Linked DNA regions of Homo sapiens: region 1 is linked to region 2. A link is a loop called in an ENCODE intact Hi-C map of the cell type or tissue named here. Cell type or tissue: ascending aorta. All regions are shown on one strand. Links, peaks and the distances in the headings refer to the core of each region. The heading gives the core; the rest is flanking DNA. Region 1 has its middle 84 kb from the start of MKKS. Region 2 overlaps SNAP25 (synaptosome associated protein 25).

Evidence for each region. A loop is a pair of places that touch in the nucleus more often than their neighbours do. Peaks named below come from ENCODE experiments on the same cell type or tissue, not always from the same donor. Only the 100,000 strongest peaks of a DNase experiment are listed, where the experiment ranks them.
Region 1: it touches region 2 in a loop (2.2-fold over the local background); 7 of 110 quality-filtered maps call a loop at or near these places.

Annotation. Positions count from the first base shown.
Region 1 is chr20:10,346,175-10,353,984 of GRCh38, reverse strand. It overlaps the pseudogene RPL23AP6. Among named protein-coding and RNA genes, the nearest start is that of MKKS, 84 kb to the left of the region's middle. RefSeq lists an enhancer at 2,890-3,119. In ascending aorta, for the core only: no CTCF peak of the experiment used is centred there; a DNase peak (open chromatin) is centred at 2,993.
Region 2 is chr20:10,288,645-10,296,454 of GRCh38, reverse strand. It overlaps SNAP25 (synaptosome associated protein 25), which reads right to left. Exons shown (of 8, transcript NM_130811.4): 5 at 3,177-3,294. Among named protein-coding and RNA genes, the nearest start is that of SNAP25-AS1, 73 kb to the right of the region's middle. In ascending aorta, for the core only: no CTCF peak of the experiment used is centred there; no DNase peak of the experiment used is centred there; H3K27ac peaks cover 742 bases.

The sequences.
Region 1 (7,810 bases), core at 918-5,917, 57 kb before region 2:
TACCATGTAGATATGCTACACTTGATTTATTATAGACTGACTTTGACCAAGGTCAGGGAGAGAAATCCACTCGGGCCCATAAACTCTCAAACAAACATTTAATTAAGTTCAATTTAACTCTATTATAAATAACTTTAGAATGTTTTCTCTCTACGTTATCTTTTGTAACCTCAATCCCAAGGTGGAACTAGAAAGACAACCACTAGCTCCACATGTAATTACTATTTACTTCCTTTGGATGTGTTTTTTCCCATTATCAGATGGGGAAGTTCAGGTCTTAACCAAGGAAGCCTAAGTGGGCTTGTGTTCAGGCTCTGTGGGACTCCCTACCCCACTGGGTCACATTCCAGCTGTGTTCTTGGCTCAGTTCACTTTTGTGGTTTCAAGAATGTAAATAATTTGCACTTTTACCCTCTTCTTTTTATCTATTTCTGCACAAGGTATTGGTGACCTGAATATATTTCCTTGAATTCATCGACTTCAAATATTCCATTTCTGTAACTGACCTCAATATGTTTTCCTCCTTTGAAACAATAAACTCGCTAACAGATCAACACAGTCTACTCATAGTGAAAAGATCATGAATAAACATGAGATTCTTTGGAATTTGGATATTGCTATTACTAGCTTTGTGTTGCTCGTTTTAAACCCAAAACACTAGTAAGGGTGAACTAATCGTCCCAGGACCACACGTTGTCTTTCCTGTCTTTAAATTTTTGCTCCCGTACTTCTGCTTCTTTCAATGTCCTCTTGCTGTCCTGACAAAGGTTTCAATCCAATCAACCTTGGTACTGAAACTTCCTGTAAACACTTTCTTAATTTCCCAAACCTGGAGTCATTATTCATTGGCATTTACTGTTTATAGAATTCATTTATTAATGTACTCAAGAGCTGCCTTGCAATAGTGCTTCACTTACTCTTTTACCCCTTATTTATCCTTCATTCTGCTTAGTGCCATGTTAATGTCATTTCTCCCTGCCTAGAATTTTAACTCCTCAAGTACAAGAACTGTTTATTGTACTTGTAGGTAATCCAACCTTCCTCAGTTCAATGCCTTAATTTAGACACCCTGAAAAAATAATTGTTTTTATTTTTTGTTTTAAGCATTGGTAGAATATAGTTGCTTCCCACATTTTGTCAAAGGAAGTTAACTTGAGCTGGTACTGCTTTAACTTATTTCTGAGATAGAATAGGAATGGGATGCAGCTCCTCCTTCACATATTTTTTTTTCTTTTTCTCTAGTTCCACTGATCACAAAACCCACACCACTCGCTGGTGATATGCCCACGAATCCCAAGGCTTTAGTCACACAAAGAAAACAGCCGTTCTTCCGCGCTTTCATAACATGTAACCATGCCTTTTACGTAAAGAATTCCAGAAACTGGCTTAGGAAATCTAAATATTGTGGACTGTCCCACCTTGGGAAGGAATGCTGAACAATTGATTTACAGCTTTGTTGCTGCCAGCCAGACCACCAGGTGGTCCATTACTCAAGATAAACATTGCAACCAGATATGCTAACTGAATAATCTACCCCTCACATGCTTTGCCCAACCCAGCCTGCATACCCTACACCTGATGTTAATTCCCGTGCTTTGCCTAATAAAAAAGCCCCAACCAGCTTTTTCAGGGAGTCCTTGTACCTCCACTGTCTTCCTTGAGCTTGAGCACAAGCTCCAAAATAAAAACCTTGACTGGGAAAACTACCTGGCCCCGTATTAATTTTTATTACATGGGAAACCAAAGAGCTTGTGATCTGTAACATTTCCAAATCTTCTGCTCTGAATTTTGTTTTTCTTGAGACGGAGTCTCACTCTGTCACCCAGGCTAGAGTACAGTGGCGCGATCTCGGCTCACTGCAACCTCTATCTCCCGGTTCAAGTGATTCTCCTATCTTAGCCCCCAAAGTAGCAGGGATTACAGGCACGCACCACCACACCCAGCTAATTTTTTGTATTTTTAGTAGAGACGGGATTTCACCATGTTGACCAGGCTGGTCTCAAACTCCTGACCTCAGGTGATCTGCCCGCCTAGGCCTCCCAAAGTACTGGGATTACAGGCATGAGCCACTGTGCCTGGCCTGAAAATTCTTTTTTTTAAATTAAGATTTACTTTTTTAATTCAAAAGTTAACACAGCAGAGGTGTTTGTTCCAGGGGTGGTTGTGATGATTGTGGTCTATGACACAGCTTCCACACCTCGAGAATAACAATCGTCAGTGTTCAGTGAGCACTCCCTATGTGTTGTACTGTGAATAATCAAAACATGTATTTAGGCTACTTGGGAGGCTGAGGTAGGAGAATCACTTGAACCCGGGAGGCGGAGGTTGCAGTGAGCCAATATCACGCCATTGCACTCCAGCCTGGGTGACAAGTTTTGAAACTCCGTCTCAAAAAAAAAAAAAAAGTATTTGGTCTTTGCCCCTGTTTCCTGCCACAGAGTTTCAGAAACTCTTGGAATTTCCTTAATGACAGGAGTGTCTTTTGTTATTCATAATGAGCCACTTTTGCTATATCCAAGTATATGCTAATAAGGTAACTTTTGGCAGAGCCCCTAGAGAGCTTCAGGATGGGGGGTGGCAGCTAGGAAAATCAACCATGTGGTGAGAGGGTTGGAACCTTCAGCCCCAGTCCCTGCCTGCTGAGGAGGGGAGGCCAGAAACTGAGGCTAATGTGGCTAATGACTGATTCAATCATGCCTACATAATAAAACTTCAATAAAAGCTCTGAATGATGAGGTGTGAACTGCTTCCCAGTTGGTGCACACATTGATGTACCAGGAGGGTGGCAGACCCTGGCTCCATGGGGACAGAAGCTCCTGTGCTCAAGACCCTTCCAGATCTTGCCATCATATGTTTTTTCATCTGACTATTCATTTGTATCCTTTATGGGAAAAGAGTAATTGTAAGTACAGTGTTTTCCTGAGTCCTGTGAGTCATTCTTTCACAGGGTGAACCTCAAGGGGGTGCAGCCTGGGAGGTCACATGGGTTCTTGCCTTCATGCAGGAAGGAAATCAAAAGTGAGATGACAGAGTAAAGTGAAAGCAAGTTTACTAAGAAAGTAAGGGAGTAGGCCAGGCGAAGTGGCTCACGCCTGTAATCCCAGCACTTTGGGAGGCTGAGGCTGTTGGATCACGAGGTCAGGAGTTCGAGACCAGCCTGATCAACATGGTGAAACCCCATCTCTACTAAAAACGCAAAAATTAGCTGGCACACACCAGTCGTCCCAGCTACTCGGGAGGCTGAGGCAAGAGAATTGCTTGAACTGGGGAGGCGGAGGTTGCAGTGACTGTACTCCAGCCTGGGAAACAGAGTGAGACTCCATCTCAAAAAAAAAAAAAAATCAGAAAGTCTTACGGGGGCAAAAACCAGTTACTGCATTGTGAGGGCTCAATTGGCAATGTATTCCTGTTTAGTTTCTCCCTCTTGATTCCCTGATCCCCTGTTCCCCTCCAAACCGCCCCCATCTGACACTCCTGCTTCCTGGAATTATTTCCCAAATAAACTACCTATATGTTCTCAGGCTCTGCTTTCCAAAGAAACCAGGCCATGATAAGATATGGCTAACCTCAGCCGGAGGGATATTGATGTTACCTTAATGACAAAATGGTACAGGGATGAATGGGTTCTTGCTAAGTTTACTGCTCCTGTACTTTGACTTGTGGTGAAAGAAAATATGTTGAAACTAATTAAAATGGTTTCACATCATGAAATTTTTTGAAAGAAATGACCTCGAGCTAATAACATCTGAAAAATGAATAATAGGACAATTGAAAAAGTAACAATGAAGAGTGTTCTTTAGAATTTATGGAAAAATTAATACGAAGGGATTCAGAGTAGATAAGATATCCTTTTATGTGAATTTAAAATATATTTTATTACAGAAGGATTAGGATAAAAACCTTTGATAAGTTGTCATCTGGCTAAGGAAGGACAGTGGCCACATCATGCTGATATTTGCATCCTCACCATTTGGTGCCTGGAACATAATAGATATTTTAAAAATGTGTGTTGAATGAATAGAATCTTAATATTGGTAGTTAGACATTGTAATGGGTTGCATCGTGGCCATGAAAAACATGTCCAAGTTCCAACTTCAGATACGTGTGAGTGTGAATGTGATCTTATTTGGAAAAAGAGTCTTTGTTGGTGTAAATTAAGTGAAGAATCTCAAGATTAAACCATCCTGGATTAACTAGGTGGGCCCCAAATCCAATGACAAATGTGCTTATAAAAAGAAGAGCAGAAGCAGACATAGGGGAGGACCATGTGAAGATGGAGGCAGAGATTGGAGTTGTGCAGCTACAAGCCAAGGGATGCCTGGAGACATCAGAAACTAGAAGAGAGCTTTTCACAAGATGGTGCCAAAGATGAAGAAGGAAGCTTCCGTCCCTCCTAAAGCCAAGGCCAAAGCAAAGGCTTTGAAGGCCAAGAAGGCAGTGCTGAAAGGTGTCCACAGCCACATACACACACACATAAAGAAAATCTGCACGACCCCCGCCCACCAAGACACTGTGACTTCAGAGGCAGCCCAAATATCCTCGAAAGAGCACCCCCAGGAGAAACAAGCTTGGCCACTATGTCATCATCAAGTTTCTGCTGACCACTGAGTCTCCCATGAAGAAGACAGAAGACAACAGCACACCTGTGTTCATTGTGGATGTTAAAGCCAACAAGCACCAGATCAAACAGGCTGTGAAAAAGCTCTGTGACATTGATGTGGCCAAGGTCAACACCCTGGTTAGGACTGATAGAGAGAAGAAGGCACATATTCTTCTGGGTCCTGATTATGATGCTTTGGATGTTGCCAACAAAATTGGGATCATCTAAACTGAGTCTGGCTGGCTAATTCTAAATATATGTATCTTTTCACCAGAAAAAAGAAACTAGAAGAGACAAGGAAAAATACCCCCCTACAGCCTTGGAGGGAGTGTGGCCTTGCTAACAGCTTGATTTCAGACTTACAAACTCTAGAACCGTGAGAGAATAAACTTCTGTTGTTTAAAGCCACCAAGTTTTTGGTAATTTGTTATGGCAGCCCTAGGAAACTAATACAGAGGTATGAAAAAAAAATGGTGAAAGCTAATGGAACATAAACAATGATTTCAACCATAAAAACACTCAACAAATATTGATCAAGCCTTCACCAAATGCCAGGGACTTCTCGAGGGAAACAGCAGTGAGCAAAATATATGGAGGCCTGTGTACTCACAGTGCTTACATTCTAGCAATATTCTGGTCAGAGAAGCCAGCTTATTCAAAACCTTTACTCTTAACCGAGGCGTGTGTATGTCTGTACCTACATCAGGACCAACTTTACACAACTAGTGGTAAAGAATTTAGAAAATAAAGATTACATAACAACAAAGGAAGCACTTACCACAGAGGACTCAAGCTCCAAATTTCCAGATGGGATATATTATTTTTTAACAAGGATAACAGAAGAAAGACATTCAGAGTTTTTTGACCTTCAGATTTCCATGCAGCTCATGAGATAGATTGGAATTGTCTCCTTGGTTGCAACAGAAGGTTTATCTTCTATAAGCGAACGCAAGGGCTTTGGCTAAAATGTAACTGTATTCCAGTTTGGGGAAAAATAACTCAAGGAAATTTTTCTTAAACTTGTTTTTCTACAATACTTTTAAAAAATATTATGCATCTTAAACTTTTGACAGGTGCCATTGATTATCTGCCAGAGAGGACTAGCCGGTAGCTAGAAGAATGATCATACAACAAACCAATATTAAGGGATAGGTTTGATTCAAAAACCTATGAATCAAATGTGTGTGTGTGTGTGTGTGTTTGGATTTTTACACTTGCGATCATGACACTATTGCCTTTCATGCTGTGTAAATTTAATTAAATGTAATGACCCTAATCAATATAAACTTAAAATAACCAAATATAATTTTGTGTTAAAGTATTATCTGTGTGATTGGAATACAACATAACAATACTATATTCTGCAAGAAGCACTTTGGCTTCCAGTGGCTCTAATACTAGAACAATTCTGAGGCCTGCTTTGTTAGCATCAATCAGCAAGCAGAGCAAAGCTCAGAAATGCTGGACAGAGAAAGCATAAGATCAAATCTGAGAGAACACTTAAAGATGAATCTGAAAACTTCTTTACCTTTTAATATTAATATGTCAGGGTTAAATCATGAATGTATTTCATGTATGCAGGTTCAACTTGGCAAAAATAAATAAATAAACAACTTTTTAAATTTTAAATTGCAACTGCTAATCCACTAATTGAGAGTGAGTCCTGTGGTCAAGGTGAGATAGGAAACTTTGTACCCTCAGCCTCCTCAGTCTCTGAATGCCTCTTGTGTGTGTGTGTGTGTGTGTGTGTGTGTGTATGTGTGTGTCTGTGTGTCTGTGTAGCTAAGTTAAATATAATTCTTGTATTTAAAATTATGTAATTTTTCATAGAACATGTCCTCTGATTCTAAGCCCACTATTCTCCCCAGCTTTTAACCAGACCTTTCACTGTGTTCAACATCTTGAAAGGGATATAGACTGTGTTTTAGGGGTAATTTGAGGGGTTTTTCAAAAGTAAATTGGCTCTGGAATTTCTGTCTCATATAGAATCTAAATGAGAACTAGAGAGAGAGAGAGAGAGAGAGAGACTCTGTTGAACATTATATGACACAGCCAAGAATATGAAAAATGATGACAGTCGCCCCAGCAAACAGCTTGACTGCAATCTCGTGAGACACCCTGAGCCAAAACTATGCAGCTAAGCTGCTTCTGAGAAACTCTGAGAAAATAAATGTGTGTTGTTTTAAGCTGATGAATTTCAGAGTAATTTGTTATGCGGCAATAGATCACTAATACTGTGTCATAGATTTGAAGAAGAAAATGTAGAGTCTTTGCCTTTCTATATTTTGAAATCAAGATGAAAGAAATATGTGCAAAAAAAAAAAAAACCCTATAAAACAATGTGAGAAATGCCATAATAGGAGCAAGTCATTAATAAGCCAAATAGTATTTAGGAGGAAAAAAATGGTTACTCCATTTCTGATCACTAGAGGACTACATTATACTCCACTAAACAAAGAATAATCTGCTTTCAGCAAAAAGTTTCCTAGTTTTGGGAAGTCCAAAAGGACTATTGCCAAGGGAAATCCAGGTTATAGTAGTAAGAAATGGCGGAGGGGAGGAAGAGCTGAGAAGCACACAGGAGGGCCACTGACACTTATTGATTACTTATGGCTCATGTACTTTATCCACATTTTCTTATTTGATCTTCACACCAATTGTATGAGTTAGATCTAATTTTCTTTATCTTATAGATGGACACTATCTATACCAAGGAATGAAACCTTTTGTTTTTGGAATATTCTATAGCATTTGGCAAATTTGGTCACTAAGACTATGCTGAAAGTCAGACTCTCTGGCCTGTAATAGATGGTGACCTGAATTTTATTACTAGTCAACTGCCATCAGAGAGGTATGACAGTTTCGTAGGGGTTGGGCAGCTATTTCAAGAAGGGTCAGGAATTAAACAATGAGCAAAAGTAACGTAATCAATAGGTTTTTCTTTCTGCCCAGTTCTCTAACTTTATAGGTGAACAATACTTTCCAATCTTATTTAACTCTCCTGAAGTACTCCAAGTGGATATGTTCACTATAATCTTTACCTTGACAGTTATGATTATGTCCACATTTTTAAATCACTTGAATAATTAAGAATAAGCACAAGACATTTACCTTCCAAGAAAAAATTATCAACGGCTTAAATTTCTTTGAGAATATGCACTACAGCATCACTCTTATTGCTAATGATTTATAATTCTGTAAAATTAGACT
Region 2 (7,810 bases), core at 887-5,886:
TCATGCAAAGATCCCTGTGGAATATTTTTTTTTCCCAACACGTGTGGAACTAACATTTCCAAAGCTCCATGAAGGACATAAAGGATTGGTGGTTGGCCAAGAGTGATGGTCTTTGCATTGCCTCTAGAGTGATTTGAATTAGATAATATATCGGTACTTCCAAACAGTCACCATACATCCAGAGTTGATGTACAAACCTTTGTCCACAGAGACAAAAAGTAAAAGAAGCATAGTGAAATGAATGCAGGAAAAGAGAAGAGAGAACAAGCCATCTAGCACCAAAAAGGGAAACCCCTCTACGTCTTCTTCATGCACCAGCTACAGGCATGAGTAGAAAGTGAAGCATTCTCATTTAAGCCAAACTACTCCAGAAGTTGACCATTCTCGAAAAAGGCACTAGCAGGACAGTAATAGCCTTCATGAGGATTTGAAACGCAGGTTCAGTAGCTTCTTTGTTGGGCTGAGGGGCAGGGCAGAGAGTGCTTACAAACTCCTAGTTTAAACTATCCTGGGGTTGTAATGGAGGAGAGTGGTTTAATGCTGGTATGGTCTCCATGGGCTGTATTTCACTGAGCTGCCTTGGAGAAAAGACTTAAAATCCAGGCATACCTATTGTGCCCAATAGAAACATGTGCAGCATATTTTGGTGAGTGTTGTAATTAAAGGCAATCAAAGATGTTTTTAGGTTCTTTACATAGTAGAAACCATATGCTTTTTAGTCCAAAAACAAGAGACATTCTTTGGTCCCATTTTCACATTTTTTTTTGTAAGACACCAGAATTTAACATTTTATCTTCTTCTTTCGCCAGAGGACCACAGCCATCTATTAAAACTGGCTCTAATACTTGCAGACTGGGGGCCAAGCAACCCTAGAGACAAACTGGAAAATTGTACCAATGGAATTTCAGCAACTCCCACAATCAAGTCTATAATGCCGCAGGCCTTAGTGCAGTCAAAATTAATTGCACCAAAGGGCCATGGACCCATTCAATGAAACGAGATCCCCAAACTAAATTTAATAGGGCTTAGAGTCTGGCTTTTTTAATTTTTATTTTTCCAACTCCCCATCTCCTCCCTCCTCAGATTAAAAGAAGTTATATGGACTTTGTGATGTTTTCTGCTATGTCAAATGTCTGCTATACCATCTTTGGCAAAGTCAAAGGAGTGGGAAGTATGCGTTTCTGAAAGAAGGCAAACCACTGCACCCACAATGCTGCACATAGACTCACATCACTGCCGTACATCTACCATCGTCCCTTGAAACATGCCGAGACAGGGCGAAGCCCTCAGAGAGTCCAGGGCACCACCAGCCACTGCGTTGTGACACATGGTTTTTAAAGCATTATTTACACACAATAGGGAACACCTCAGTCAAGCTTTGAAGCTTAGTTTAGGGTCTCTTGTGCATTAAGGAAATTAGTGACCACTCAAAAGTGGAATTCGTAGGAGCCATCATTTCATTAGAACATCAGAATCCATCCCAGGGGACCCTGCCTTCACCCTTTCTTCACACACAGTTGATGAAGGGGGGAAAATGTATCTGTTGGAATTTATCATGAAATGGATGGAAATCTCACCTGGGGGCAAGTTGCCACTGAAAGGAATATACAGTCAAATCTTGACTAACTGGAATGCTTGGTAATGAGGCTTTTTTTTTTTTTTTCTGATGAATTATATGACTTTCTTAATGAACAGTGGGGCCATGGAGGAAAGTTTTGTTTCATGGATGATGAGTGAATATCTTTGCTAGACTCCTGAGCCACTTTCCTGCCTGAAAGTCTTAAGGTAGAAGACCTGATTGAATCTTTCCTTGGTTATCATTTATACTGATTGCTTGATGGCCTTTTCTGTGAAGATCAACTCTTATTGTTTGGTCCTCATAGATGTGGAAGTTGCAGGAGGATGGAGACTAAGTGAGACAATGCAAACTACCCTGGAAGAAAAACCATTTTACATTTCTGATGTGATTTTTTTTCTTTGTTTCTTTTTTGCTAAAAATGGAAGGGAGCAAGAGCATGCAGCTGAGGTTTCCAGTTAGCTAGATTCCAGTTAATCAGGCTTTACTGTAGATCACTCTTTAAAAAGCAGAATTTTTTAATTTTTTTGCAATATGAGCCCCTCCCCCTCCTAAACAGGAAGTGGGATATTTTAAATCAGCCTCAAAGTTTAAAGGATGTGAATGGTCATATAATCTGCTAAAAATGACGTCAATTTCTATTCTAAAAGCTAGGATCAGGAGAGCTTTTAGGAAAAAGTCTTCTTTTAGAAGGGGGAAGTGGGAGGGGTGAGGGAGATTGGATAAGGAGTTTAATTTTCCAAATGCATGTTGGGCAATCCACTCATGCATTTCTTTTTCCACCACTAGTCAAATGAGACAATCTTCCAGAACCCTCAGTTTTAGGTTCCTTCCATTGCAAACCTTTATAACCACATGTCACATTTCTGCTACATTCCAAAAAAGCGTTGCAGAACCTTGAGAACAGTTGAATGTTTTGTGATGTTGTGCATGCAAAATCTACACATTTCAACATTTCAGCCAGTGTACGGGTAGATCTTCCAAGGAGAAAAATTTGGGAGGGATGGGTCCAATTTGAGTAAGGCTTGAGCACTTCTTGCTGAAGAGCTCATTGCCTCTGTGTTGGGTGCAGTGGCAGCATCTATTGACAAAATTTGGCAACTGGTGGGCAGTAGAAAGGGAGAATCTCTGTCATATTCTCTAATTTATAGAATCCTTCCCTGGGCCAAATTACCTGTCTCTTTTATTTTGGAAAAAATCAAACCTTCGCATATGTGTTTCTCATCTTCCAAACTTACCCGCAGCCTTTTCTAAATCTGTAATTTTGACTCTTGGGGTTGGGGAAAAGGAAGTTCCCTGGGTGCCTCTTTCTTGAGGCTAGCCTCTGTCTCAAGGTACACTTTCTGGAAAATGTTGAAACGTTCATCAATAAAAGTTGCTGACAGTGAAGCTTTCACTGTAGTATGCCTGATTTTTAATGCATCAACAGTAACTCCTGCTAATATCATCTATGCTATGAGATGAATGCATTGGAGACGGTATTGATCTGTTCTGCATGCCACATGCTCATCCTGCCTATGAGCTTGGCAGGAATGAGCTTGTCAAGGCTTGGAGATGGGCCTTGGGAAATCAAAGCTTCAGGCAGGCAGGCAGCACCTACTTGTTACAGGGACACACACAAAGCCCGCAGAATTTTCCTAGGTCCGTCAAATTCTTTTCTGCTTCTTTCATGTCCTTATTGATTTGGTCCATCCCTTCCTCAATGCGTTCCAGTTGTTCTGATTAAACACAAGTATTTTATCCCCACAGAATGAAGCAGATGGAAAAGGACAAAGAAAAAAAGACAAAACTTCAGACATTCACTTTGACATTAAAAAAGAAAAAAAAAAAAAGAAAGAAAACTGGACGCCACAGATTAGAGCTGGTACCCAGTACCTACTTGTTACAAGGACATATGAAAAGGCCACAGCATTTCCCTAAATCTTTTAAATTTTTCTCAGCCTCCTTCATGTCTTGGTTGATATGGTTCATGCCTTCTTCGACACGATCGAGTTGTTCTGGTTAGGACAAAGGGATGACAGTGTGGAATGAATTTTTTGGGGGTCTCCAACAGAACATGAGAAATGACTATGTGAAACAGAATTTGAAAGAGAGATATTACAATGCATTGTCCAAGAGGATGCATTGTTGAAGACTGCTACCGCTGCCCTACACAGGTATGGGTGGAAAGAAACAAACCAAACGATGCTCAAAATACTTTGTAATTCAACATGATGGGATGGGGTGGAAGGCCTGTTTGATTCTGAGTGTCCAGGAAAACAGCACAGCATATTCGCTTACTCAGGCACCAGTGAAATCCAGGAGAAAAAAAAACAGGGTGTTAGTTTATGTTTTAGGCATTCCAGTTTAACGCTACTAAGGAAAGGATCTGCTTCAACTTTAAAATATCTCCATCTTTTGGTTTTTAAGCATCCTCAACCAGATAAGGGTAGAAAATAGAATCCATTTTCTTCTTTGGAGACAACAGCAGCAGCAGCAATCATAAGCAATGGGTATGGATGTCTTTTCTTCCCCTAGCAGTGGCAGTCTAGCCAGAGGTAGCCATGGTCTGCACTTGATTGTGCATATGTAATTCGTAAAAGCTGTTTTTTAAAAAAAGAGTAACATCCACACAGCAACATTGTAAGTCCTGGAACATTGCAATTCCTCTATCATCCTATGACTTAATTGCTATGAATGTTTTGGAAGGCATTTCACTTCTCTGCCCCCTGATTTCCAAGTCTATAATGGGGGTCATGCTCCAAGCCCAGGCAGAGAGCAGGGAGAATGAATGTCTCTTTGGAAGTAGGATTATGAATTGGAACATAGGACAATATGGTGTCACTGCTGCCAGCATAGCTGACCTTAGTGTATCTAAGTACATAGATCAATAGTCATAAAAATGAATCATACTTCTAGGTTGCCAAGGTTACATACACCAACTTGATTAATTTTTTTGAATTGTATCACCAAATTGAGATAACTACAAGTTCAATGAAAGGATTTTTAAAACAGCTTTAAAAGACCATTAAAGGAAGGCAGCAATGGATGTCTTCGCTGGCTAATTACAAAACCTAATTACATTTCCATTCCTCTTTTCATCTGTATTTTCATGCATGCATGCCTGTGCCTCCTGGAATAAAGGCATGCCTAGAATACAACTGATAAGTACATTTCCAGCCTAAGGGCATACATTATCACTTAAACACAATTTCACATTAAGTTATACAGTGGAAATTGTGCTTCCAAAAAAACTAAGATACATTCACTAGTGACCCAAACTGCCAGACTGTGAATTTGGAAAATAAAAGCCTACTGTGTTTTCTTTCGTGAGGCTAAAGAACAGAATTCAGTTCATGAGGAATCTGCTATTTCTCTTATGCTTTTGAAATGACAGGTGAAAACAAAATTTCATTGTTTATCCAGCATTGAATACCTGGAGGAGATAATAAGGTAGTGCAGGAGAACTTTTGCCGAATAAATACAGGCACAGTGATGGCTTAAAAAAAAAAATCCGCAAATATAGCTGGGTGTGGTGGCTCATGCCTGTGATCCCAGCACTTAGGGAGGCCAAGGCAGGCAGATCACCAGAGGTCCAGAGTTTGAGACCAGCCTGGCTAACATGGTAAAACCATGTTTCTACTAAAAATACAAAAAAAATTTCTGGGCGTGGTGGCATGCGCCTGTAATCCCAGCTACTTGGGAGGCTGAGGCAGGAGAATTGCTTGAACCTGGGAGGTGGAGGTTGCAGTGAGCTGAGATTGCACTATTGCATTCCAGCTTGGGCAACAAGAGCGAAACTCCGTCCCAAAAATAAAAATTACAATTAAAAAAAATTTTTAAAAGGCTATATATATGGCAATCCCCTACATTCAAGAAGATTTTTTTCTTTTCTAAGGATTTCACTCCAGTTTCCTTTTAAGAATGCAATAAATTAGTCTGTAGATCAAGGTAAATATTCAAGTGGAGGGACTGGTGTGGGGAAAGGAACTCATCATCAGATGAAGAACCATTATATATACAGACAATAGGGATGCCAAATCCCAATCAAGTAATTGCTAATGGCCTCTGGGAATGCAGGCTTGAGATGGATTGGAGGAGGCATCTGGACTCAGAAGGAGAGATGCTGCCCCCAGCTAATGACAGCTGAAATAAGCATAGATTATGGCGTGGGGACACATATGCAATTATTTGTCTTTCTTGAGGAGTTTCTCCTAAGTTACAAAGCGAGTTGATAATTTTTTTTTTTTTTGGCCAAAATATTAACTCTCTGACAAGATATTAGGGACCCATCCACTGTGCTTCCAGAGATTAGGAGGTAACATATATATGTGAATTGGTGCACAGGTATTGGACCTATGAATTAGATAATTGATATTAAAAAGGGAAAAACAAACAGGCACGTCTAAATCCATATTTCAGAAAGCTGGGCTCTGCCATCGGTTACCAGCTTAATTTGGCAAAGTTTTGACTAAAAGAGAAAACTCTGAAGCTGAATTTGATTCAGAAAACTATTCAGAAAATAGTTGATTCAGAACACTATTTTATAACTACCAATATCAGTTGAATATATATTTACATAAGAATTCTAAGTCAAACCTTTAATTTAAAAAATATTGTGGAGTCATTTTGTTGCAGAAATTCTAGCAATAATATTAATTTTTAGAGTGTACTGAGTTATGTTTGTGGAGATGTTTGGCATATTGGGACTTCATGGCACTTCAATGATTTCTGTGAAGATGCTTCTCAGGAAATGCTTATAAGCATCTCATTCTGGGATGAACAGCAGCATCTCTGAGGCTGATGCAACGCACCATCCAGTGTTGACTGCTTTTGATCTCCCTAAGCTTGTTTTCTGGCTCATTTCTGTTTATTCTTGGGGGCTGGGAGGAGAATAACATTTTGAGTAGGGAGGGGGTCTTCAGGTAGGTGACACTATATGTTGGGGCCAGAGCTTGGGCTTTCTTTTGCCATGATATTGGATCACTGGTTATTTGTGATAGATCCACCAATGACAGAATCCTCAAGGATCTATATTAATGTTTTCCATTAATATTTTTCCAATGACTGGTGAAAACAAAATTTCTACTAATCTCTCCTAAGTAAGCCAACATGGGGCCCTTAGTATTCTCAATCTAGTAAAAATCAGTAGAAGAATAGTAAGCATTAATACTATTAATCTAGTATGCAGCCTTCATGAGTATATCCAGTTACAAGATGCTGCCTCTATGAATTTCATTTTTCTTAGCATTTATGAACATATAGAAATTTATTTAAATTTAAATAGCCCTATGTGGCTATCATGACTAAGTACAGCCTTAGTCATTCATAACAGATATTGGTGAATGGACTTTAGCTAGAGAGATGGTTTTTCAGATGCCACCTTGTAGTGCCATGAACCTTTTAAGATAGCTGACTCTCCGGACAGGAATTTACTTTGTCTTTCTTCTGTCAGACAGTAGTCAAATATTTCACTGTTTAGTTTGGAGCTGATCCCAGGAGATTTTCCCAAAAGTCACATCTTCAGCATCAAAACAGACATACAACTCAGCAAAGACCAGCAAAAGGAACAAGAGATATGCAGGTAAAAGCCCACATTAGTGCCAGGGTCATTTGGGGACTTCCCTTGGTGACAAATTTTCTAGAGGAATGAAAGTTCCAGGGCTCAGTACGTTTCCAGGTCTGGTTGTCATGCTCAGTGCTCCTTGGTGTCTCCCGATACCTGGGTATAAAGCAAGAATCCCATAGGAAATTTCCTAGTGCAATCATTTAACTGGACAACCTGGAATGGCCTGGCCTGACCCAACAGTGGTTGAGATGGTTCTTTAGAAGAATGGCTGTTTCTTGAGGCTCCCGTGCTGCTGTGAGGTAGAAATAGTCAACACTTTTGGTGCTCACGCATAAACAAAATTAGTAGAGCATAAATGAAGAGAAATTTCAAAGCAGTTACTGATCTAAACAAGTAAAGGCAAAATTAAAATGCACTTATATGGCAGTTAAGATAGCTGTTGACATGCTCATCTGTCAATTAGAAAGGTCCTTCTGTGTCTCTACTGCCTAATTAAAAAAAAAAAAAAGGTCCTAAGTTCCTATTATACTATAAATGAAATGTGTACCATTTAAGACCGGCCAGAAACCACCTACTTTCGGGGGTTTTACAGTTGCGTGTTTCTCATCAGTGTCTATCTACTCACCACACATCTGGTAAAACCCAGTCTATCCTTGTTTAACTGAGGAATTCAGCATTTACTGTGG